Regions from separate parts of the Homo sapiens genome. Here regions 2, 3, 4 and 5 are each linked to region 1. A link is a loop called in an ENCODE intact Hi-C map of the cell type or tissue named here. Cell type or tissue: OCI-LY7. All regions are shown on one strand.

Region 1 (5,000 bases):
CCAAAGAATTTTTTGAGTACTTCTATGCCCGCTCTCACAAAGCTCCTTGTTTGGTAGGAAAATTCCTTATCTCCCTCCTCAGCTTGGGCGCCTATGTAGGGACACTTGGTTCCCTCATACAAAGCGTGGACAGACATCAGGGTACATACTCATTGCTGTTTCGCTTCTCCATTGCTGCAAGAAACCCGCCCCTGAAACTTAGTTGTGAAAAGCAACTATTTTATTTTATTTTATTTTATTTTATTTTATTTTCTGAGATAGAGTTTCACTTTGTCTCCCAGGCTGGAGTGCAATGGCACAATCTCAGCTCACTGCAACCTCCGCCTCCTGGGTTCAAGTGATTCTCATGCCTCAGCCTCCAGAGTAGCTGGGATTACAGGTGCGTGCCACCACACCGGGCTAATTTTTGTATTTTAAGTAGAGACGGAGTTTTGTCATGTTGACCAGGCTGGTCTTAAACTCCTGATTTCAGGTGATCTGCCTGCCTCGGCCTCCCAAAGTGTTGGGATTACAGGCGTGAGCACCCACACTCGGCGCAACTATGTTATTAAGCTCACAGATTCTGTGGTCAGAAATTTGGAAAGGGCCAGTGGAATGATTTGCCTCTGCTCCGTGATAACCGGGACCGCACCTGGGAGACCTGAAGACTGAAATGACCTCCATGGCTGGAGGCTGGAATTATCTGGGGACCTCTCCAGTCAGTGGTGTGCTACGTGTGGTAGTTGATGCTGGTTGTTGACTGGGACGTGCCCTGGGGCTGTCAGCAGGAACCTGAGACCTCTCCATGTGACTTGGGCTTCTTATGGCGTGGAGACTTCAGTGTAGCCAGAGCTCAGGGCTCTAAAAGTGATTGTCCCAGCTAGCAAGGGGGAAGGTGCGTCATCTTTTGTGACCTAGACTTAGAAGTCATGCAGAATCACTTCACTGCATTTTACTGGTTATCAGTGAGTTGCAAACCCACCCGGGATTCTAAGGGAGAGGAATTAGGCTCCACCTCTTGATGGGGACATGGCTAGTTCTAAAAGAGCTTGGGGGACAGGAGATATTACTGGGGCTGTCTTTGGGAGCTAAAGTCTGCTATGATAGCTAACACAGAGCATTTAGTATATGCCAGGTATTGAATGAACTCATCTGGTCTCTGAACCCCTATCAAAAGAATATTTGTGAGTATATACCATATTTATTTATTAATAAATTATATAAATGTACCACTGTACTAATATATTGTGTAATAATACACAACTCCTTGAAGTTTTAAAAGCCTAGGATAGAAATAATTATAATAAAAAATTTCAATGTTTTCTTTCTGTATTCCTAAAGAGTTTAAGGATTTTTTTATTTTTTTAATTTTTTTTGAGACGGAGTCTCGCTCTGTCGCCCAGGCTGGAGTGCAGTGGCGCGATCTCTGCTCACTGCAAGCTCCGCCTCCCGGGTTCATTCCATTCTCCCGCCTCAGCCTCCCGAGTAGCTGGGACCACAGGCGCCCGCCACCACGCCCGGCTAATTTTTTGTATTTTTTTAGTAGAGACGGGGTTTCACCGTGTTAGCCAGGATGGCCTCGGTCTCGATCTCGATCTCCTGACGTCGTGATCCGCTCACCTCGGCCTCCCAAAGTGCTGGGATTACAGGCCCGAGCCACCGCGCCCGGCTGGCTTGTGTTTATTTAAGGAATGGAAGCGTTCACTCAAGCCAGACTTCAGGGGCAAATGTACATTGGGAATCTCCAAGGGACATCTCCCAAACTACCTGACCAGGGTGTGGGTTCCGCCGAATATCTTTTGGGAAACGCTGTGCGGGGGTCCCTAGAGCGTGTGGGTCCTCCCCATCCCTCCTCCCGGGTTTGAGGGGCCGACGCGGCAGCGCGCCCAGGGGCCTGCAGGTGGCGCCATGTCCCAGGCTGTGGGGCCCCGCTCCCGTCGAACCACGGGGAGACCGTGGGCTCCTCCCGGGTGGTCTGCGCCTGGCGCAGGGAGGGGCCTAGAGGAGGCGGTGGAGTGGGGCGGGGAGGGGTGTCTGCTTAGCATCGGGCGCTGCTCCCTTGCCCTCCCTTGCTTTCCCCTCTCTCCATGCTTCCCACTCCCCCTACTGACCCCCTCACTCCTTCGTCCCCCGCCTGCCCACAGGGACACCCCCATGGATAGGGAGAGGGCTGTGTCCTAGCTCCTGCCAGAGTCTGGAGGCCGCGAGTCTAGGGTGTAGGAGAAGGGGGCCAAGCCAGCCAGGAGGTGGGGCCATTGTAACAACAATCACAGCAATAGTCACTATGTATGGAGGCCCACTCTGCCGTGCGGGGGTGGGGAGCTGCAGTTGTGGGCTGCTAGCTCATCTTCTAGGCGGTCTTCCTGTTCCAGGTCCCTCTGCTGCCCCCAGGAGTCCAGCAAAGCAGGACAGCTCTGTGGACATGGATACCTGTGTGTCCCCCACCCCCAGCCCTGCATCTGGCTTAGCGGGAAGGCAACCCGCTCGTGGGAGGGTGGGAGTGGGTCCCAGGCTGGGGACTTCACTTGTTGCCCTGGAGCTGGTTCTCCAAGAGCACAGACCCTAAACCACTGCCCTCTACTTCCCTGGTGAGCTCCCCACCCCCATACCTTAGGCAAATTTCCTTTTCCAACCCCACTCCACCAATTTTCTCTGCCTCCTCCTTCTGTGAGGTTTGTGGGCCCAGTGTGGCCTCAGGGGGCTGAGGGGATCTCATGGAGTTGAGCCTCACCTTGTCCAGTGCCCAGCAAGGCCTGGGGAGGGGTGCCCAGAAGCCATGTTTTTGTCATACTGCCAAGGAGGACCTTGGATGCACTTGGGGAAGCGCTGATGAAGAAATGACTTCAGAAAAAAAGACCCTGATTTGTAATCTTTGCTGATTTCCATGTAAATTCTCTTACCGTGGCCAGCTTCAAGCTACCAACATGACAAAACATTTCTTAACATTCAGCCATTCCTGTGGTCCCTGGAATATGTGGAGAAAAGAAATTGAACCACAGCGTCCCGGACCTGGTAGAAGCCGCCTCCAGCACAACAGTGAGAAGGTCTGTTTAGGACTCTGCTTGTTTCAGAAAGATCCCGGCTTTGCTTTGGTCAGGATGGGCTACATCACTGAGGGGCCCAGTGCAAAGTGAAGATACAGGGCCCCTTTTTCAAAAATTATTCAGAACTTCAAGACAGCAACAATAGACTGTTAAACCAAGTGTGTGGCCCTTCTGAGTGAGGGCCCTGTGTGGTTGCTCAGGTTGCACACCCATGAAACCTGCCCTGGCTCTGTTCCAGGCCACCAGGATGGCTTGCCTGCCAGGACCTCCTCACTGGCCTTCCTGCTGTCTCCCTGGCCTCCTACAAACCATTCTCCACTCAGCAACCAGGGGTTGCTCTGGGCTGGATCTTGTCACTCCTACACCTGCCGCTTGTCCTTGAGAGCAAGGGCAAGGCTCCTCTGCCTGGCCTGGTTCTGAGACACTGGGCTCCCCAGTTACATATCCTTATAGCTCCGCACACATGTGTTCCTGCCTGGCTCTCTTCCCTGTAGAAACTACATTTCCTTGTATGATCTCTCCCTTTATACCATCAGCAGTGTAGTCCTGTGCTCAGTACCGCTGCAGGCCTGCACTTAGTAGATACTCAGGATGTGCTAAATTGAACAAAATGAATTAATTGATGAAAAGGACAATTGGATCAGGATAGGGCTGTTCCAAATGTTTTCTGGCAACAGACTCATTTCATCAAATGAGATCTTACAGGGAAGCCCACGACATGAAACAGAAAAGGGCCGCTGCTTTGCCTGCAATGGGAGGGACCAGACGCCTGACTCCGGAGGCCATGCAGTCACTGCCTCTGCAGAACCTGGTTTGGCGGCACCAACATTGCCACTTTCCTTTGTTCTTCCTGCATTTAACCTTAGCCGACCCCTCCTGGCTGACATTGACGATCTGGTTTCTGTTCGTATTAGCCGGACTGAGAACTTTAGCTGTCACGTTGGTTGTACATGTGGATTATGCTCCTGTCTCCCCTTCTCCCTGTACCTGCGGATCACTCGGCCATCGCTTGGCTCTGAGAACAGCGGCTGGGCTGAGCCATGGGCAGAGGATTTGGTGTCCTTTGGGGAGGGGTGCTGATGGTGAGCACAGGGGCAGGGCTGCAGTGCCCCCCGCCCCCAGCACAGCCAGGCTCCCCCACTCCCCTCCACTTTGGTCAAATGACCTTCCGTGGCCAGGGGCGAGGTGCTCCCTCTCACTGAGCTCTAACCTCGCTTGAACACCCACCAGCATTTATTGAGCGCCTGCTGGGTGCCAGCATGTTGCCAAGGGCTACCTGGGTTTTATTTCCATGGGTCCTCACGACAACTCTTAGGAATGGCTGTTATCATATTCCCCATTGTACAGATGAGAAAATGGAGGCTCACAGAGGGAGAGGACTTGACCAAGGCCACACAGCGGATGATTCAAACTTCTGACCCACCCTGGCCCACAATGGGCAGCCGAGCTAGAGACCAGTACTTTATGGATGAGGGGAGAAAGAGGAACCAGGACCTCATGCTGCTTCTGGTGGCCTGGCTGCATCCTCTGACCCTGGGACGCGCTCCTGGCTCTTACCTGGGAGGCAGCATAGCAGGTGGCATTGGAAGCAGAGGGGCCTGAGCTAGAATCCCGGCTCTGTCGCTGACCAGTCTGGTGACCCAGCTATGTGGGGGTCTCACCAGCCTCACTCTCCTGCCTGAGCAAGGGAAGCAGAGATGTCAGTACCCACCTGCCCGGGTGGGGGCAGGTGAAGGAGAGGTTGTCTTGGCACACGGCACATCTGAACACTCGCTGGGGTGGCTATGAGGGGTCCTCACGCTTTACCCACCTTGGGCCCATCTTAGAATGAAAGAAAATGGAATCCCCAAGGAGGTCTCTTTCCTGTCCTTCCTCAGTGCATCTCAGAGTTGGACCCTGAGGGGACCCTCTGCTTGGGGCTGTCCTGGGCTGGGCATCCTCCCCTCCCTGCTCCTGATGTAAAAACTCCAAGGGTGG
Region 2 (5,000 bases), 53 kb after region 1:
CATGCTTAGAATAAAACCCGAATCCTTATGTGGCCCATAGGGTTGGCCAGCTCCTGACAGTCCCCCTGGCCTCTTCTACTCTCCCACTCCAGCTATCCTGGTATCCGTGCTGTTGCTCAGACATGCCCAGATGCCCCACCTTGAAGCCAGTGACCTTGCGGCTTCCTTATCTTGAATGCTTATTCCTCAGGTTTTCCCATGGGCCACCTCCAGAAAAGGTGGCATCTCAAAGCTATCTCTGCGGAAGGGTCTTTGCTCCCCATCCTGTGGCCTGGTTTTATTTTCTTCACATCTTTCATCAACATGTGAAATTATCTTAGCTATTTATTATTTTTAAAATGTATTGGATCTCATTAAAATGCGTGCTTTAATTGAAGTATAATATTAAGTGTATAGCTCAATGACTTTTTTTTTTTTTGAGAAAGAGAGTTTTGATTCTGTTGCCCAGGCTGAGATGCAATAGTGCAATCTCGGCTCACTGCAACCTCTGCCTCCCAGGATCAAGTGATCATCCTGCCTCAGCCTCCGAAGTAGCTGGAATTACAAGCATGTGCCACCACGCCCGGCTAATTTTTTGTATTTAGTAGAGATGGGGTTTCACCATGTTGTCAGTCTGGTTTCGAACTCCTGACATCAGGTGATCCACCTGCCTTGGCCTCCCAAAGTGCTAGGATTACAGGCGTGAGCCACCGCACCTGGCCTCTATGACTTTTTACACATGTGTGCTTGTAACCGTTCCCCATATCTGGACATAGAAGGTTCCCAGACACCCCAGAAAGCTCCCTCATGTCTCTTCTTCTCAAAGGTAGCCACTATTCTAATTTCTATTTGGTTTCTGTCATAGATGAGTTTTGCCTGCCTTTGAGCTTCATGTAAGTGGAATCGTGTAATTTGGACACTTTTTGCCTAAATTCTTTCATTCATCATTGTCTGTGAGATACAGCCACATTTTTGCATGTGGATAAATGCAACAGCAGTTTGTTCTTTTTATATTGCTGTTGCATGGAGTACTGCATAGCAATACCCCATTGCACAGCAGTGTTCCATTGTGTCAGTATAACACAATTCATTTATTCATTCTTCTGCTGGCCGACCATGGGTTGCTTCTGACTGGTTGCTGTTGAATAACACCGCTGTGAACATTTTTACACGTCTTTCCATGGAGAGATGCACTCATTTATTTTGGATATATGCCTGAGAGTAGAATTGCTAGATCATCGAGTAGGCATATGTTTATCAGCTATTTATTCTTTTACTTGTTTATATTTTTTTCTCTTCCTGGACTGTAAGTTCCATGAAGGTAGGAAACAAACTTGTCTTGTTCACTATTGTATTCCCAGTGTGTAGCACAGTGCCCAGCACATAGTAGCTGCTTAATAAATATTTGTTAAGTAAATGAACAAACTTAAGCTACTATCAGCTCCAAGTAAGTTATGACAAAGAACCCAGGACTAGCTACAAATCCTCCTGACATTCGCCCTTCGCAAGCTGATATTTGAGAGCCCAGCTGACTCAGAAGGAGGCAGAGCTGCAGGTGCTGGGTTATTCAGCATCCTGTTATTCTTTGAAGTGGCTCCCCCTCCCTCTCTTGGCCTGCATTGTCACAGCTTGAAATATTCTTTTGATTATGAGAACATTTCCCATTAAGTGTGCATCTCCAGCTTCCCCCCACCCCCCAGTATTTATGAGCTCATAACTCCAGAATCTGTCACAATCAGTGCTGCAAAAGTGTATCTGAATGTAATGAAATAATTTGATGAGAAACGTGGCGGGGAGACAGTTGGAATTTTCTCCTGCCTTACAAACCATCCCCAGGGGACAGGTGTATATAAATCAACACCTCCCTTAATTAAGTAAAACATTTTAGGGAAAAAAACAAATTAATTACCACTTCATGGCACCACCCCAGCCGATTACCCAAATGGTTCACATTCCATAAACCTCACTTGAATTCAGAACTAATTATCACTCTTTTGGTTGGTTTATGCTTCCCAATCTACAAAGATCTGTATTAAAAGTGGGTAGTGTGGTATGGCTTTTTCACTTTACTTTCAGGATGATGTAAGCTGTCAAAAGAATCAAGAATTAAGTCTTAAAAAAAAAAAAGAGCTGAAAATGCAGGGAACGTAGAATGTGGAACATTCAGGGTAGGAAATAAACATCACCTTGGGGTGTTGCTGGGATGGTGGGGAGAAGCCTATAGAGTGCAGGATGTGTGGGGTCTTGTCCTGGCTGAGTCCCTGACTTGCTGTGAAATGTTGGGCATGAACTGGACGTCTCTGGTCTCTTATCTGGGGACCATTGTCCATTACCTGCCTGGCCCCCAGGGGGAGCCCTTGCCTCCTGCCATGTGGTCCCAACAGGGAGTGAGAATCCTGACATCTCTGAGCCTCCATTGTCCAGCCTGGCCTGATGTCTTTCCTAATTATCCTTCCTGCTGGCTCTGGCCTCCCCCTTGCCCTGTGGGCCCGATCAGTTCTCATCTTTGATCCTGCAGGGCCCCGTGGCCAGGGTAGCTGCTAATAGCTTCTCCTATTCCCAGTCCGTTCAGCTGCCTTCTGAGTGGTTCACTCCCCCAGTGGAGCAGGCTGCGCAGGCCTGGCCTTGGCTCTTTTGGACTATGTGTGGGAGTGGGAGTCTCAATGGCATCAAGCACAGTTGGCCTTGGTAGCCCCCTCCAGCTGTAAGCCTTGTAAGTCCAGAGTCCAGTGCTGGCTAAGCCAAGGCCTAACCTTCCCTTGTTTCTGCCACTTGCCCCACTTGAGTGGGTGTGTACATTGTAAGCGCTCAGTCAGTTCTCAGTCACTATCTGAATGTTAACGAAAGACATGGATAACCAGAAAGAAACAATCCAACTCTTTAAAACATTTTTAAGGCATGAATTGCACATAGTACAGTGCATAAGTTATACATGTACAACTCAGTGAATCTTTACTTTGTGTACACCTGTGTAATTCCAACCCAGGTCAAGACACAGGTCATTCCACCTCCCTAAAAGTTTCCCTTCCAGTCAACGCTCCTCAAAAATAACCATTATCCTGACTTCTATCACCATAGATTGGTTTTGTCTGTTCTTGCATTTCATATAAATGGAATCATCTGGTATCTAGCTTTCTGTGTCTGGCTTGTTTTGCCCATTCACTGAGTCTATGAGATTCATTCTTATTGCGGATAGCAGTAATTATTGAACTCTTTTTTAGACTGAAGTTTTAAAAAGTGATTACTTGAGCGATTACTGATTGTTGGTATCTAGCTTGACAGTATGTTGTCCTTTTAAAAAATAACCACATACCAAGATATTTGTGGGCCTAATACTGTCATTACCATATGTACAAAAAGAATAATTTAGCTCCTGTGAGCACTCGAGTACATTCAAATTCCAAATGGAGCAGGGATGAATTTGATTAGGAAGGTGTCTGACTACAGCCCTTCCCTCTTGAGAACCTTCCAGGGCGTTTTCTTATTGCATTAACTCCCATTTGCTGAGTGCTGTGGTTTGAATATTTGTCCCCTGCAAAACTCATGTTGAAATTTAATCACCAATGTGGCAATATTGAGAGGTAGGGCCTTTAAGAGGTGATTGGGTCATGAGGGCTCTGCCCTTATGAATGGATTAATCTATTCATGGATTCATAGGTTAGTGGATTACTGGATTATCATGGGAGTAAAACTGGTGGCTTTATAAGAAGAGGAAGAGAGGGATGAGCGTGGTGGCTTGCATCTGTAATCCCAGCACTTTGAGAGGCCGAGGATAGAGGATTGCTTGAGCCCAGGAGTTTGAGACCAGCCTGGGCAGCATAGTGAGACTTCATCTCTAATTTTTTTAAAAAAGAAGAAGAAGAAGAGGAAGAAAGACTTAAGCTAGCACGCTCAGCCCCCTCACCATGTGTGATGCCCTACACTGCCTTGGGACACTGAAGAGAGTCTCCACCAGCCAGAAGCTTCTCAGTAGATGCAAGCCCTTAACCTTGGGCTACTCAGCTTCCACACTTGTAAGAAGTCAATCCCTTTTCTTTGCAAATTACTCTGTTTCAAGTACTCTGTGATAAGCAAGAGAAAACGAACTAAGACATTGGGTTGCTAGAGAGGTTTAGTATCTTTTCTTAGGGTCATTTATTACCTGTGTAACAGGTAGGTCCTGCTGGGACCCTTTCTGAGGACTCCAGGGAGGGCATGAGGAAGTTGGAGCCTGCTCCCTCCAGGTCATGTGTGAGAGGGTGGGAATAATCTGGGTACACCCTGCAGGTTGTCTCCAAAAGGGTCAGTCACCCCCAAACCCAGGGAACATCAGTGCTGGGGCAGGTGGGGGAAGAATCAGGGTCCACTGTCTCTTGGGCTAGACCCAGGCAATGTCTGTCCCCATGGAACCCTCAGCCCTAATCCCTGCCTTCAGCCCTGAGAGCTTGTTAGCAAGAGGCTCTGATCCAGCAGGTCTGGGGTGGATCCAGGAATCTGATATTTTAAAGCTCCCCAAGTGATTCCAGGGAGTGGTCTGGAGCCAGACTGCTTGCATTTGAATTCCAGCTCTGCCTGTTATCACTGTGACCTCAGCCAAGTAACTTTGCTTCTCTTGCCTTCATTTCCTCATTCGTACAATGGGGATTATAATCGTGCTGGAAGAATAAAATGAATCAATGCATTTATGCTTGAAAAGCACTTAGAAGAGTTCCTGGCACAGAGTAAGCACTCAAAAAGAGTTGGCCACCACCGCCATCATCATCATCATCACCATCCACGGCAGCACCAATGCTTTACCAACGCTTTCACTTTACACACTGAAACTGAGAACCACAGAGGGGTGTGGACATATCCAGAGTCACACAGCAAGACACAGGTGGTACAGGGACCAGAAGCCCAGCTCCCTTTCCCCTTGGGATTGTGTTCTCTCACCCACGTGGCTGGCTAGCCATCCTGCCCAATGTCCCAGTCACATGCTGGGGGACAGGGTGGGGAAGATAGTCTACAGAGTGGGGACTTTCTGAAGGATTATATTAGGTTGG
Region 3 (5,000 bases), 160 kb after region 1:
GACTTCTCCCAGGTGTTGGCATTTGGACTTGTCTCTGAGTAGATAATATTGGCAAAGGGATGGAGAAAGTCATTGAGGATGTTAGGGAACAGCATGAGGAATGGTAGAAGCTGCCAAATTACAACTCAGTGTGATTGGAGTGCAGTGTGCAGGAAAAGGATGTGGTAGAGGATGAATAAGGGTAGAGTTTAAACCATCCTGTAGGCAAAGGGGATCCACTGAGGTTACAGGACTGTGGTAGGAATAATGGATTAGTCAACAGGTGATTGGAGACAGATTAGTTAGAACATGTCAGCAAACTGGTGGGGCAAATCTAGCCCATTGCCTCTTTTGTAAAGTTTTACTGGAACACAGCCACACTCATTTGTTCATCCATGATTGCTTTTGCACTACAGTGGCAGAGTTGAATACCACGCAGACTATGGTAGCCCACAAAGCCTAATTACTATCTGATCCTATACAGAAAAAGTTTGCTGACCTGTAAGAAAGAAGGTAGTTATGCAAGTTCTGTAAGAGAAGATAAATGTCAGAACTAGGCCTGAAATGGATTGCAGGTGTTTGAAGAAGGGACATGATTTAGTAGAGAACACCTGTCCTACCTACCGCTCAAAACTATAAAAATCAAATTTGCTGAAAGTCATTGTCTTTTTCTTTTTTTTTTTTAATTAGTTTATTTTTTTTGAGACAGAGTCTCACTCAGTCACCCAGGCTGGAGTGCAGTGGTGCAATCTTGGCTCACTGCAACCTCCGCCTCCGGGGTTCAAGCGATTCTTGTGCCTCAGCTTCCCAAGTAGCTGGGATTACAGGCGTGCACCACCACGCCTGGCTAATTTTTGTATTGTTAGTAGAGATGGGGTTTTGCCATGTTGGCCAGGCTGGTCTTGAACTCCTGACCTCAAGTGATCTACCTGCCTGGACCTCCCAAAGTGCTGGGATTTACAGGCATGAGCCACTGTGCCAGGCTGAAAGTCACCGTCTTAGTCCATTTTGTGCTGCTGTAACAGAATACCATAGACTGAGTCATTTACAAACAATAGAAGTTTGTTTGGCTCATGCTTCTGGAGGCTGGGAAGTCCAAGATCAAGGGGCCGCCCGCATCTGGTGAGGGCCACGTTGCTGCATAAAAACCTGGCAGAAGGCATCACATGGTGAGAGAGAGTGGGAGGGCTGAACTCACTTTTATAATAAACCCACTCTCAAGATAGCAGACACTTTCCTGCAGTAATGACATTAATCCATTCATGAAGGCAGAGCCCTCATGCACTAATGTTGCCTCTCAGAGTCCCCTGTCTCAACATTGTTGCTTTGGGGATTAAGTTTCCAACACATGAGCTTTAGGAGACACATTCAAACCATAGCAGTCATGGCCATAAAAGGATACTTGATACACAGGCAAGTCCTGATTTGCCTTTATTAGCTGCGTGACCTTGGGCCAGTCACTTAACTCAGAAGTTCGGGTGAATATAATAAGTAGAATATGGTGAGTAGAATAAAGAAAAGACTCATCAGTCAGATCTTCCTCAGGAGACGGAACTCTTTTTAAAAAATTTGTTCTTTTAAATTTTTTTATTATTAAAAAAATTTTTTTTAATTTGTTCTTTTAAGTTTTTTTATTATTAAAAAAAAATTTTTTTTTAAATAGAGACGGGTCTTGCTCTGTTGCCCAGGCTGGTCCTCAACTCCTGGCCTCCCAAAGTGATCCTTCCACCTTGGCCTCCCAAAGTGCTGGGATTACAGGCATGAGCCACCACACTCAGCCTTCTCTTTCTTTCCTTTTTTCTTTCTTTCTTTCTTTCTTTTTTTTTTTTTTTAATAAAGACAATGTCTCACTTGGCTGCCCATGCTGGTCTCGAACTCCTGGGCTCAGGTGGTCTCCTGTCTCGGCCTGCCAAACTGCTGGGTTTATAGATGGGAGCCACCATGCACAGCCTGGACAAAGCTCTTATTCTCTTCTCTATACCTTATACCTCACCCCTAGTTTTTAAGTTTGAGGGCCCTCTAGTGGAAAAGACAGATACCGTAGAAAATCTGGATCATAGTATGAGTTGAGAAGTTGGGGATGGGTAGGCAGAAGGTTTTGATCACTCAAAGCAGCTGATGTTGTGGGTGGAGGGGCTTATGATACTTTGAGACACCCTATACCTTTCCCCTCCATAACTGTTGACACTTGTTCTGGCCAGTTTGAACTTGTTTCTGCCCCTCAACTGCCAGAGCACATAAGGCCCCTACGAAACTAAAGGCTGGCTTTATCCCTCAGTCACCTTTACCAAACAGAAACTTTGTAAGTGCCACTTGATGTCCCTATGTGCCTCTCCCTGCCACTCTACTGAGCCTCCTATGCCTCACTTCCTTTTTCCTTCAGCACTGTGCATCTGCCCTGAAGGACGGAAAAAGTACCATCTAGGGAGACCACAGTGGTGAGTTTTAAGCTCATTTCTGCCTTCAGCTTCCTATGTGACCAAAGGCAATTCATTTCATGTCTCTGGCCCTTCTGTAGGCTCCAGTGCAGATTATCTTCAGCCACTTTTTGGGACTTGGGATTTCTTCTCTAAGCCTCCAGCTTCATAGCATAGCATTTTTTCCCCCAAAGTTCCCCTCTCTTTTCAATCTAGAATATTAGTATATGCTCAAAGATCATTTGCTTGAAATTCACTACCTTCACCTGTGAGGAGAGTAGTCGTATCTGTTTTTATTGGTAGAGTTCCAGGAACTGGCAGTCAGTCTGACTGCTAGAGTGGAACAGACCCCGTCAGCAAGGCATGATGTCTCCAGGATGGGCTGTGTAGTTCAGTACAGACAAACTTTTGGCCCTGGGAATCCAAGATACAGTAGAGGAAGAAGGGCCAGGCACTAGTCTAGGCAGTTTACGTAATTTTTTCCCCTCATTTATCTTCACTATTCTGAGGTAGGTGATTTAATCACCATTTTACAAATGTGAGGACTTAAGTTTTAGAGAGTATCATTTGGTAGACAGTGACTGACTCATTGTGGATACAGGAAAACAACTGAATATTTCTTGCTCCCAAGTAGGGAAGAGTGGTAGAAGAGACAGGCAAGTGAACGGTGGTCAAAGCACCAAGGATACCCAGTTTTGGTGGGAGAGCCATGGCTTAAACCTAGGTCTATCTGCTAATTGTTTCTACTATATGCTGCCTTCCTTACAGAGGGGTGGAGAGAGCAGCAAACCCAAGTGGACATCCAGGCTGGCAAGCAGTCTCTGGACAATGGCCATTGGTGGGGAGGCCTGTCCTTGGATTTTGAGTTGGGCTTTAGTTCGAGGGGGTGGGGGTCTGAAGTCTTAAGCGGGTGACTAAGGCAGGGGCTCTCATGTGGAGCTAACCCCATTTATAGAATAAAGCACCTAATTTTGTGCACTCTAGAAAGTGAAGCCTTATGGTCAGCACTGATCATATGCTGGAGTATCACAAGAGCCCCACAGTCAGTCTATGGTATAATAGGGCCAGAACCAGTCTCCTTATTCCCAATCAGGCCACCTCTCACCTCACTCAGACTTAATACAGTATAGAATAACTTTGGAGGGGACCTCAGTGTGGAGGCTGGAACTGCAAATTTCAAGCTTACATATCAGTTTTTGAATAGGTATTCAAAAACCAATGACAGGCTGGGTGTGGTGGCTCACGCCTGTAATCCCAGCACTTTGGGAGTCCAAGGCGGGCGGATCACCTGAGATTATCAGGAGTTCGAGACCAGCCTGGCCAACATGGTCTGAGTGAGGTGAGAGGTGGCCTGATTGGGAATAAGGAGACTGGTTCTGGCCCTGCCACTGACTTCCCTCTGTGACTTTGGACAGATTCCCCTCCCTGCTCTGGTCTTACCTCCCTTTTTATAAAATGGTTGAGCCCTTCCAACTCTGGTCTCATCAGGGGCATGAAAGCCATTTTCTACACAGTCTCAGTTGCACAGAGCAGTGTCTGGTCGGAGCTTTGGTGTGTTGGTTACTGATTATAAAGCTTTAGATTCTCACTTCCAGCTCAAGAGGGGGAAGGGGAACCATCCAACTGTCTCATTAGCATGGAGAAAAGAAAACAGTAATTACTCGTGCCTCCCTTGATAATTCCTGCAGGGTTGGATCTTCTAGGGAAGGAGGAGGGGAAAACTAGAGATAGCTTCAGCTGAGAAAGGAGAAATGCTGTTAGCTGCCCAGAAAATGCAGAGGCAAGAATGATTGTCTTGCACATCTGTTGTATTCTGTGGACGTTCCTCCAGGCAGCTTGGAGACTGCCTAGATTGAGTTTCATCTATTTATGGCATGCATTATGTTCTCATACGTGAACATGGGTTGGGCTCAAGACCCCTAATGTCACCTGTCATTAAGAAACCAGCTGTCCTCTAGGGCCTACTTTTTGATACACTGGGCATCCTGACACCTGTCTTTGTTTGGGAGTATGGGAGGGTTTTACTGACCCATTTTGTGTCCTGGCTGCATTTTTTATTATGTTGTGAGGTCATTTTTTTTACCCCCACAGCAACACAGCCAGTAGTTTTATTATGCCTGGGCATAGGCAACCATACAGTAGAGCCAGTCACAAGAGTCAAGGTCAGGTATCCTTGTGAGGGGAGGAGTCTGGGAGAACTGCAAGACCATGGGGTTTAGTAAAGGCTGGGATAAGCAAGCCTTACAGAAGGGTTGAGGCAGTTTTGAGGCTGAGGGGTTAGGGGGAGCTGGAACCCAACTGTCAAATAGATTGGCAAGTTGGCTTGTGGGACAAGGGCTATTTGCCCTGTGCCTTTGCCCTGTGCCAGTCTTTTACTCCCTGTGTGTGGTCGGTTGTGAGCCCTGAAGTGCTGACTCTAGCAGAAATGCGTTGGAGGCTGCCTTCAGGGGAGCCCTGCCTGAGGGAGCCTGGAGCCATTAGGCTGAGATTATCTCCCGTGGCTGCTCACTGGTGCCTTGGTTGCCACCCCAGAGGCCTAGAGAACGCAGCTTCCCTTTCTCTTCCTCTCTCCTGAGGAAGATAACCCTTCAGCAACACGTCTCT
Region 4 (5,000 bases), 85 kb after region 1:
GGGACCCATCCCCGTGATACAATCACCTCCCACCAGGCCCCACCTCCAACACTGGGAATTACGCTTCAACGTGAACTTTGGAGGGGACAAACATCCAAACCATATCACACTGTAAAATTCCAAATGGTAAATTTAATATGACCAGAAGACAAATGATCATTCATATATTCTCTAGACTCTGGGGAAGACTTCCCTTATGGTCATCATCAATGAAGCACTGTCTTTGAGTCATTGGAAGCCCAGTACTCCCCAGTAGCACAACGGATGATGCAACCTAATGAGTAACCAGCATTCAGTAAATGTTGTCAGGGAAATGCAGAGGCAAGAAGATCTTTATTGTTTCAATATAAACAGAGCCTGAGGAGCCTGGCATTGTGAGCAATAACAATGTTGCTGCTTTTTTCTTGTGTTTTTTCCTTGTGGTGGGACATATGAGCCCAGAGCCACACATTTGACAGTAAAGAACAGGAGGAGATGGTGCCTGGATACTGCAGAGAATCTTCACATGCACTAATTGAAAAATACTAAAATACCTAAGTACTTCTTCTGTATTCACAACTCTCAATCTTCGTCAATACCTCATCATTCCTCACATGGGCCCAATAATTTTGTAATACATTTTAAAATCAAATTGTTTATATAGGCAGGGCTTCCAAAAACATATTTTCCAGGGTCCCATGCACCTTAGGCACAGCCCTGTTCTCACTTTCAGATGCAACGTCTTCCGGAAGCTCACACATGGGCCCCACATCCATTTATCCTCCTTCCAGTATCCATGCCCCCACTTTCCTCTGAAAAAAACACTCCCTGCCCATAATCAGCCTGCATGGAATCTGATGAAGCAGAGTTGACCAACTCTGGGGATGAAAGTCCTGACTTAGCCCTAAGCCAGTCAGCATATCTCATTCTGTGGTCCCAGCACTTGGTTCAGGAATGGGCATATGTCCCAATCAAAGTCAATGAGATGCAATGAAACTTTTATTTGGGATTCTAGGAAAGGGACACTCTCTTCCCTGCTGTACCTGAAACCTAACAGCACATAAGAGCTGGATCTGTTCCCACCATCTTGTTGTCGCATGAGGCCTAGAACTCAAGCAGCAGCTGAAGAAGCAAGTGGAGACATGGTAAGGGAGCTAGGACCTGGTGAGCTCATCTGTGTTCCTGATCAAGCTGCACCTGAAGCCAGGACACACACTTGGACCATAAGCCAATAATATCCCCTTTTGCGGAAGCAGTTTTGGTTGGATTTCTTCTTATTTGCAACCAGATTAAATCAAATGGATAATCATGTCTGAGTGTAAATGCTTTTGTTGTCCATATACTAATGCCTTCTCAATTCTGATTTTTTTGGCTGTCTAACAGAATGATGTCCTGAAGTATGCATTAACCTCTGCCTGATTCCTCTTTCTTTTATTTTATTTTCTTTCTTTCTTCTTCTTCGTCTTCTTTTTTTTTTTTTTTTTTTAATGGAGTCTCACTCTGTCACCCAGGCTGAAGTGCAGTGGCATGACTACAACCTCCGCCTCCCAGGTTCAAGCAATTCTCCTACCTCAGCCTCCCAAGTAGCTGGGATTACAGATGCCCGTCACCACGCCCAGCTAATTTTTTTGTATTTTTAATAGAGATGGGGTTTCACCACCGTATTGGCTGGACTGGTTTCGAACTCCTGACCTCAGGTGATTCATCCACGTTGGCTTCTCAAAGGGTTAGGATTACAGACCTGAGCCACTGCACCCGGCCCTGGTTCCTATTTCTACCTCCTCCCTGCCCCACAACTGAGGCCTCTTGACATTTGCTGCAGGCTCAGCCCCTCTCCAATTACCATGGAAAAATCCTGCCCTAAGTTGGAGGAGTCAATAACTCCAGCCCCACTGCAGACTCAATTGAGAACTTCTCTCTCATTTCATAGCCTGTCCAGCCTTTCCAGTTTATAACTGTATTCCCTACTCACTCTAAGGTCTGAGTCCAAGTCATGGTGTCTGAGATCTTAAAAATAGAATCATCAGAATGACCCGCCTTGCCAGTTTCAGGGTACAAATATAGCCACCTTTATTTCAATTTTCCACTCATTCAAGTTCTCACATACTTTTTTTAGTGCAAGGTCCCAAGACACCCTCTTTAGGCATCCACTGATCCCTGGATTTTCAAAGTCTAGGGGATAACTTGGGCTTAGGGCATCAGTGTGGTTCCAATGCCACCTACAGAGAGAACTAGTCTATCAGTCCACCACCAATAGTCATTGCTCCTCACTGCCACATGGTGTCGCTGTTGAAGACTGATTCTGCATAGTCTCATGGCTGCTTGTCCATTGCTGCCAGATGTCCTTGCTGGGTTCCTGCACAAGTCACAGTAGTGCCCCCTCTTGGTCTTAGCATTTATCACAAATTTAATCACATATTTGTTTTCCTGCTTATTGTCTGACTCTCCTATAGGACGTAAGTTCCATGGGTGCAGTTCCTATATGTGCTTTATTCAGCACTACTGAATTTGTACCAGAATAGGTACTTAATAAATATTGCTGAAATCAATGAGTGAATGAAGAAATGCATGCATGCCTGCATGAATAAATGAAATAAAGTGTCTGAAGCAAGGGGGAGACAAGACAGAGAAAGTGGTTTCCAGAGACAGAATCTCAGCCCACCTCTTGAGAGGGAGATGGCATACTTGTTACATAAATGCTTCTACTCCCCACTCCTTTGTCCATGGGGCCACTAATCAATCACATCATTCTTTCTCGCTGAGGTTGGAGACAATTTCTAAATCCTCAGTACAGAAGTCCAGCCATCTCTTGTAATGAATTGGAGGAGGCAGACAACAATGGAACGTTTTGTGGTAACAGGATGCAAGGGAATGTTCTCACTGTGGCAGTTTTAACATATAGCCCCCAAATTCTTTGACATTCCTCTTATTTAATGGTGGGATCCCTGACCCTTGCCCTTGAATCTGGGTTCTGCGAATGCTTGACCAATAGACAATGGCAGAAATGATGTTCTATAAGTTTCCAGGAACAGGTATTAAGAACCTGGCAACTTCCTCTTTCTGTCTCTTTAAACATTCATCTTGAAACCCAGCTGCCATGCTGTGAGGAAGCCCAAGCTGCTTTGGGAAGAGGCCCACCTGAGAGAAAACAGCAGCCAGTGCCAGCTTGCTGGCCTTGTGAGTGAGTCACCTTGGCAACGGACCCTCCAGCCTTAGTAGAGACATCCCTGGTGACATTACATGAACAAAGATGACCTGTCCCCACTGAACCCTGCCCAGACTGCAGGCTCATGACAAAATAAATGGTCTCTGTCTTACGCCGCTAAGTTTAGAGTGTTTTGTTAGGCAGCAGTAGTAACTGGGACACTCATCAAACTTCAGCATCAACTCTGCTACCATGGCTCAGTCCTTACAATCAAGTTCTGTCTCAGTTTCCCCGGCTCCACATGCCAGGTCCCCTTCTGGGCCTGCGGCTTTGAGAGGAAGCTTACATCTTATCCCATCCATGGAATGGGATAGGAGCTTATTCTGCTCCCTATATTGCCAGTCATGTAGGGGGATTGCATAGCCTGCAGTCACCACCCACTTGGTCTCTCCAGCAGCCCATGCTGAGAGCCTGAATATTTCATGATAGGCTGCAGCTTTTGAGCTTAGGAAGGAACTGCGGGTGTCATTTCGAGCTAGTTCCCATCCCTTTCATTCCCATGCCTGTATTTGTCAACGCTTAGCAGAGGACTTGCCCTTGTGCGCTGTTTGGGAAGCTGTGTGCCATGTCCGATTCACTGCCCCGTCACTGCCTGTTACTCCTTGTGGATGCAGATGCCCTAGACTCAGGGGGACCATCTTCAGAGCCTCTGCTAAGTGGTTCTCAAACATGTTTAGATGCCATTTAGCCACTTGGATGACCCAGTGACTGCCTCATTAATCTGACAAATGTTGGAAACAACTTGCTTCCTTCTCTCTTTCTGACATTAGGCACCAGCAGCTTCCTCACCTCTGGCACACTTTGAATTTTAGTAGGCCAGTGGAGCCTGCCTTTGGAGGTAGACAGAGGTGAATTCAACTTCCAGATTTATGATGTGAATCTCTCAAGTTCTCGTGATCTTGGGAGGGGGATATCATTTCCTTGGTCCTGGGGTTCCACGTTTGTTCAATGGGGATAATGCCAGCCTCAGAAAGCTGCTATGAGGAGTCAGTGAGACAAGGTGCACAACTCATAGTTTGGTGGGGCCTGTTAGCCCCTTGAGATCAGCACAACATGAGTTCAAATCTCCCACTTGCCATTCTAAGCAAGTTAGTGCTTGTTAGGGCTCAGAATAGTGCCTGTTAGGAAGCACTAGAGAAGCCAGGCATGGTGACTTATGCCTGTCATACCAGCACTTTGGGAGGTTTAGGCAGGAGGATCACTTGAGCCTAGGAGGTCGAAGCTGCAGTGAACTATGATTGTGCCACTGCACTCCAGCCTGGGAGACAGAGCAAGACCCTGTCTTAAAAAAAAAAAAGAAAAAGAAAAAAAAGACAAGAAAGAAAGCACTAGAGAAAGGACTGAGCCATGGTAGGAGAGTTGAGGCTGAAGTTTGGTGAGTATTAATTTTATGGATCACTTTTGTGTGTCTTCAACTCCAGGCTTCTGGAATGTCTACCTTTGATAATAATTATTTTTCTTTTTTAGAGATGGAGTCTCACTATGTTGCCCAGTCTGGTCTTGAACTCCTGGACTCAAGTGATTCTCCTGCCTCAGCCTCCCAAAGTGCTGGTATGACAGGTGTGAGCCACCACATTTGGCCTGAATGTCTATCTTGAGAGGTGGTGAGGGTTAGTGGTAAAAAGTGTGGATTCTAGACCCAGACTTCCCAGGTTTAAACCTCAGCTCCAATACTTACTATTTATGTGATCTTGGGCAAGTGAACCTGTCTGGGCTGAAGTTTCCTCATCTGTAAAGTGGAAATGATAGTAATACCTACTTTTTTTTTTTTTTGAGACAGGGTCCAGTTCTGTCACCCAGGCTGTAATGCAGCGAC
Region 5 (5,000 bases), 270 kb after region 1:
GGGAAAGACCTTACAGCCCCCCAGCCCGACACCCGTAAAGGGTCTGTGCTAAGGAGATTAGTGAAATAGGAAGGCCTCTATGCGGTAGAGATAAGAGTGTGGCATCTGTCTCCTGCACGTCCCTGGGAATGGAATGTCTCGGTGTAAAACCCGACCATACATTCTATTTACTGAGATAGGAGAAAACCTCCTTATGGCTGGAGATGAGACATCATGGCGGCAATACTGCTCTGTTACTCTTTACTGCACTGAGGTGTTTATGTAAGCTTAAACATAAATCTAGCGATTGTGCACATCCAGGCACAGCACCTTTTCTTAAACTTATTCATGACACAGAGTCTTTGCTCACATGGTCTTCTGCTGATCCTCTCCCCACCTTCACCCTATAGCCCCGCCACATTCCCCTTGCTGAGATAGTAAAGATAGTGATCAATAAATACTGAGGGAACTCAGAGACCAGCGCTGGTGCAGGTCCTCACTTGCTGAGCGCCGGTCCCTGGGCCCATTTTTCTTCCGCTATACTTTGTCTCTATGTCTTATTTCCTTTTCTCAGTCTCTCGTCTCCACCTTGCGAGAAATACCCACAGGTGTGCAGGGGCAGGCCCTCTTCATCTGGTGCCCAATGTGGGTTCCTTTCTCTACGGTGAAGATACGCTAGAGTGTGATCATTGAAGACAAATCGACGAGAGATTCCCGAAGACTTCCATGATCAGCCTTGTGGTAAGCTTGTGCACTCAGAGAAACCCAGGGTAAGAATGGGTCAAACTGAAAGCAAATATGCCTCTTATCTCAGCTTTATTAAAGTTATTTTAAGAAGAGGGGGAGTTAGAGCCTCCACAGAAATCTAATCATGCTATTTCAAACAATAGAACAATTCTGCCTATGGTTTCCAGAATAGGGAACGTTAGATCTAAAAGACTGGGAAAAAATTGGCAAAGAATTAAAACAAGCAAATAGGGAGGATAAAATCATCCCACTTACAGTATGGAATGATTGGGCCATTATTAAAATAGGTTTAGAATCATTTCAAACAGAAGAAGATAGCGTTTCAGTTTCTGATGCCCCTGAAAGCTGTGTAATAGATTGTGAGGAAGAGGCAGGGACAGAATTCAAGAAAGTAACGCAAGGTTCACAGTATAAAAAGGTAGATGAGTCTGGCTGGGCGCAGTGGCTCACACCTGTAATCCCAGCACTGTGGGAGGCCGAGGCGGATGGATCACAAGGTCAGGAGATCGAGACCGTCCTGGCTAACACAGTGAAACCCTGTCTTTACTAAAAAAATACAAAAACTTAGCCAGGCGTCGTGGCAGGTGTCTGTAGTCCCAGCTACTCGGGAGGCTGAGGCAGGAGAATGGCGTGAACCTGGGAGGCGGAGCTTGCAGTGAGCCGAGATGGCACCACTGCACTCCAGCCTGGGCAACAGAGCGAGACTCCGTCTCGAAAAAAAAAAAAAGAAAAAAAGGGTAGAAGAGTGTAATGGCTCAGTCAACGGAAAATGTTGACTACAACCAATTACAGGAGGTAATATATTATGAACCATCAAAATTGGGGGGAAAAGGTCTAGAACTATTGGGGCCATCAGAGTCTAACCCACGATGGCCAACTCCTCCTCCCACAGTTCAGATGCCCGTAACATTACAACCTCAAATGCAGGTTAGACAAGTACAAACCCCAAGAGAATATCAGATAGAAAAGGATAGTCTCTATCACAGCAATGCCAATCCAGATACAGTATTCACAATATCAGCTGGTAGAAAGTAAGACCCAACCGCCAGTACCCTATCAATACTGACCGCCAGCCGAACTTCAGTATCAGCCGCCCCCCAGAAAATCAGTATGGACAGCCAGGAACGTTTCCAGCACCACAGGGCACGCACGGCGATATAGCCTCAGCTGCCCACTATGAGACTTAATCCTACACCACCACCTAGTGGACAGGATGGTGCATTACATGAAATTATTGAGAAGGCAAGAAAACAAGGAGAGATACTGAGGCGTTTTAATTTCAAGTAATATTAGAGCCCATACTACCTGGAGAAGGGCCCTCCCCAAGCTGATGCCAGATATGAGTCCTTTTCTATAAAAATGCTAAAAGACATGAAAGAGGGAGTAAAACAGTATGGACCCAATTCTCCTTATATGAGAACATTATTAGATTCCATTGCTCATGGAAATAGACTTATTCCTTATGACTGGGAAATTTTGGCCAAATCATCACTCTCACCTTCTCAATTTTTACAATTTAAGACCTGGTGGATTGATGGGGTACAACAACAGATCCGCAAAAATAGGGCCGCCAATCCCAGTTAACATAGATGCAGGTAAAAAATAGAAAAATTAAACCACAAAAAATAGAAATAAGAAAAGACACATTAAAAACATTAAATGACTTTCAAAAATTGCTAGGAGATATTAATTGGATTTGGCCAATTTTAGGCATTCCTACTTATGCCATGTCAAATTTGTTCTCTATCTTAAGAGGGGACCCGGACTTAAATAGTAAAAGAATATTGACCCCAGAGGCAGCAAAAGAAATTGAATTAGTTGAAGAAAAAATTTGGTCAGCACAAGTAAATAGAATAGATCCCTTGGTCCCACTCCAACTTTTGATTTTTGCTACTGCACATTCTCTGACAGGCATCATTGTTCAAAATACTGATCTTGTGGAGTGGTCATTCCTTCCTCACAGTACAATTAAGACTTTTACATTGCATCAAATAGCTACATTAATTGGTCAGGCAAGGTTATGAATAATAAAATTGTGTGGAAGTGACCCAGACAAAATCATTGTTCCTTTAAACAAGGAACAGGTTAGACAAGCCTTTATCAATTCTTGTACATGGCAGACTGGTCTTGCTGATTTTGTGGGAATTATTGACAATCATTACCCAAAAACAAAAACCTTCCAGTTTTTAAAATTGACTACTTGGATTTTACCTAAAATTACCAGACATGAACCTTTAGAAAATGCTCTGACGGTGTTTACTAATGGTTCCAGCAATGAAAAAGCAGCTTACATTGGGCCAAAAGAACAAGTCATCGAAACTCAATATCACTGGGCTCAAAGAGCAGAGTTGGTTACAGTCATTACAGTGTTACAAGATTTTAATCAGCCTATTAATATTGTATCAGATTCTGCATATGTAGTACAGGCTACAAGGGATGTTGAGACAGCCCTAATCAAATATAGTATTGATGATCAGTTAAACCAGCTGTTCAACTTATTACAACAAACTGTGAGAAAAAGAAATTTCCCATTTTGTATTACTCACATTGAAGCACACACTAATTTACCAGGGTCTTTAACTAAAGCAAATGAACAAGCTGACTTACTGGTATCATCTGCATTCATAAAAGCACAAGAACTTCATGCTTTGACTCATGTAAATGCAGCAGGATTAAAAATAAATTTGATATCTCATGGAAACAGGCAAAAAATATTGTACAACATTGCACCCAGAGTCAAGTCCTACACCTGCCCACTCAAGAGGCGGGAGTTAATCCCAGAGGTCTATGTCCTAATGCGTTATGGCAAACGGATGTCACACATGTATCTTCATTTGGAAAATTATCATTTGTCCATGTGACAGTTGATACTTATTCACATTTCGTATGGGCAACTTGCGAGACAGGAGAAAGTACTTCCCATGTTAAAAGACATTTATTATATTGTTTTGCTCTCATGGGAGTTCTGGAAAAAATTAAAACTGACAATGGGCCAGGATACTGTAGTAAAACATTCCAAAAATTCTTAAATCAGTGGAAAATTACACATACAACAGGAATTCCCTATAATTCCCAAGGATAGGCCATAGTTGAAAGAACTAATAGAACACTCAAAACTCAATTGGTTAAACAAAAAAGAACTCTCCCTTTCCCTCTCCCTCTCCCCCTCCCTCTCCATCTCTGTCTCCATCTCCCTCTCCCCACGGTCTCCTTCTCCCTGTCTTTCCACGGTCTCCCTCTGATGCCGAGCCGAAGCTGGACTGTACTGCTGCCATCTCGGCTCACTGCAACCTCCCTGCCTGATTCTCCTGCCTCAGCCTGCTGAGTGCCTGGGATTGCAGGCACGCGCCGCCACGCCTAACTGGTTTTCGTATTTTTTTGGTGGAGACGGGGTTTCGCTGGGTTGGCCGGGCTGGTCTCCAGCTCCTAACCGCGAGTGATCTGCTAGCCTCAGCCTCCCGAGGTGCCGGGATTGCAGACGGAGTCTCGTTCACTCAGTGCTCAATGTTGCCCAGGCTGGAGTGCAGTGGCGTGATCTCGGCTAGCTACAACCTCCACCTCCCAGCCGCCTGCCTTAGCCTCCCAAAGTGCGGAGATTGCAGCCTCTGCCCGGCCGCCACCCCGTCTGGGAAGTGAGGAGCGTCTCTGCCTGGCCGTCCATCGTCTGGGATGTGAGGAGCCCCTCTGCCCGGCTGCCCAGTCTGGGAAGTGAGGAGCGCCTCTTCCCGGCCGCCATCCCATCTAGGAAGTGAGGAGCGTCTCTGCCCGGCCGCCCATCGTCTGAGATGTGGGGAGCGTCTCTGCCCCGCTGCCCCGTCTGGGATGTGAGGAGCACCTCTGCCCGGCCGCCACCCCATCTGGGAGGTGAGGAGCGTCTCTGCCCGGCTGCCCCGTCTGAGAAGTGAGGAGCCCCTCCGCCCGGCAGGTGCCCCATCTGAGAAGTGAGGAGCCCCTCCACCCGGCAGGCGCCCCTTCTGGGAAGTGAGGAGCGCCTCCGCCCGGCAGCTGCCCCGTCCGGGAGGGAGGTGGGGGGCCCTCCGGGAGGGAGGTGGGGGTCAGCCCCCGCCAGGCCAGCCGCCCCGTCCAGGAGGGAGGTGGGGGGGTCGGCCCCCCGCCCGGCCAGTCGCCCCATCCGGGAGGTGAGGGGTGCCTCTGCCTGGCTGCCCCAACTGGGAAGTGAGGAGCCCCTCTGCCCGGCCAGCCGCCCCATCCGGGAGGGAGGTGGGGGGGTCAGTCCCCCGCCCGGCCAGCCGCCCCGTCCGGGAGGGAGGTGG

Evidence for each region. A loop is a pair of places that touch in the nucleus more often than their neighbours do. Peaks named below come from ENCODE experiments on the same cell type or tissue, not always from the same donor. Only the 100,000 strongest peaks of a DNase experiment are listed, where the experiment ranks them.
Region 2: it touches region 1 in a loop (5-fold over the local background); 8 of 110 quality-filtered maps call a loop at or near these places.
Region 3: a loop joins it to region 1, with 12 times the contacts of the local background. A loop is called at or near these places in 9 of 110 quality-filtered maps.
Region 4: it touches region 1 in a loop (12-fold over the local background); 6 of 110 quality-filtered maps call a loop at or near these places.
Region 5: it touches region 1 in a loop (13-fold over the local background); 74 of 110 quality-filtered maps call a loop at or near these places.

What each region holds. Positions count from the first base shown.
Region 1 is chr20:33,860,930-33,865,929 of GRCh38, forward strand. No RefSeq gene overlaps it. Among named protein-coding and RNA genes, the nearest start is that of CHMP4B, 52 kb to the left of the region's middle. RefSeq lists silencers at 1,791-1,840, 1,843-2,006 and an enhancer at 2,291-2,370. In OCI-LY7, CTCF peaks have their summits at 2,125 and 2,326 (motif pointing left); DNase peaks (open chromatin) are centred at 1,922 and 2,252; H3K4me3 peaks cover 356 bases; H3K27ac peaks cover 1,877 bases.
Region 2 is chr20:33,913,534-33,918,533 of GRCh38, forward strand. No RefSeq gene overlaps it. Among named protein-coding and RNA genes, the nearest start is that of RALY, 78 kb to the right of the region's middle. In OCI-LY7, CTCF peaks have their summits at 1,567, 2,332 (motif pointing right) and 2,531; DNase peaks (open chromatin) are centred at 1,538, 2,328 and 4,818; H3K4me3 peaks cover 1,009 bases; H3K27ac peaks cover 4,152 bases.
Region 3 is chr20:34,020,299-34,025,298 of GRCh38, forward strand. The region is part of intron 1 of RALY (RALY heterogeneous nuclear ribonucleoprotein); the gene reads left to right. Among named protein-coding and RNA genes, the nearest start is that of MIR4755, 26 kb to the right of the region's middle. RefSeq lists a silencer at 4,765-5,000. In OCI-LY7, CTCF peaks have their summits at 2,015 (motif pointing left) and 2,216; DNase peaks (open chromatin) are centred at 1,993 and 2,363; H3K27ac peaks cover 998 bases.
Region 4 is chr20:33,945,610-33,950,609 of GRCh38, forward strand. No RefSeq gene overlaps it. Among named protein-coding and RNA genes, the nearest start is that of RALY, 46 kb to the right of the region's middle. In OCI-LY7, CTCF peaks have their summits at 2,293 (motif pointing right) and 2,501; DNase peaks (open chromatin) are centred at 2,292 and 3,082.
Region 5 is chr20:34,127,921-34,132,920 of GRCh38, forward strand. No RefSeq gene overlaps it. Among named protein-coding and RNA genes, the nearest start is that of EIF2S2, 18 kb to the left of the region's middle. RefSeq lists an enhancer at 1,783-2,077. In OCI-LY7, a CTCF peak has its summit at 1,920 (motif pointing left); a DNase peak (open chromatin) is centred at 1,911; H3K4me3 peaks cover 558 bases.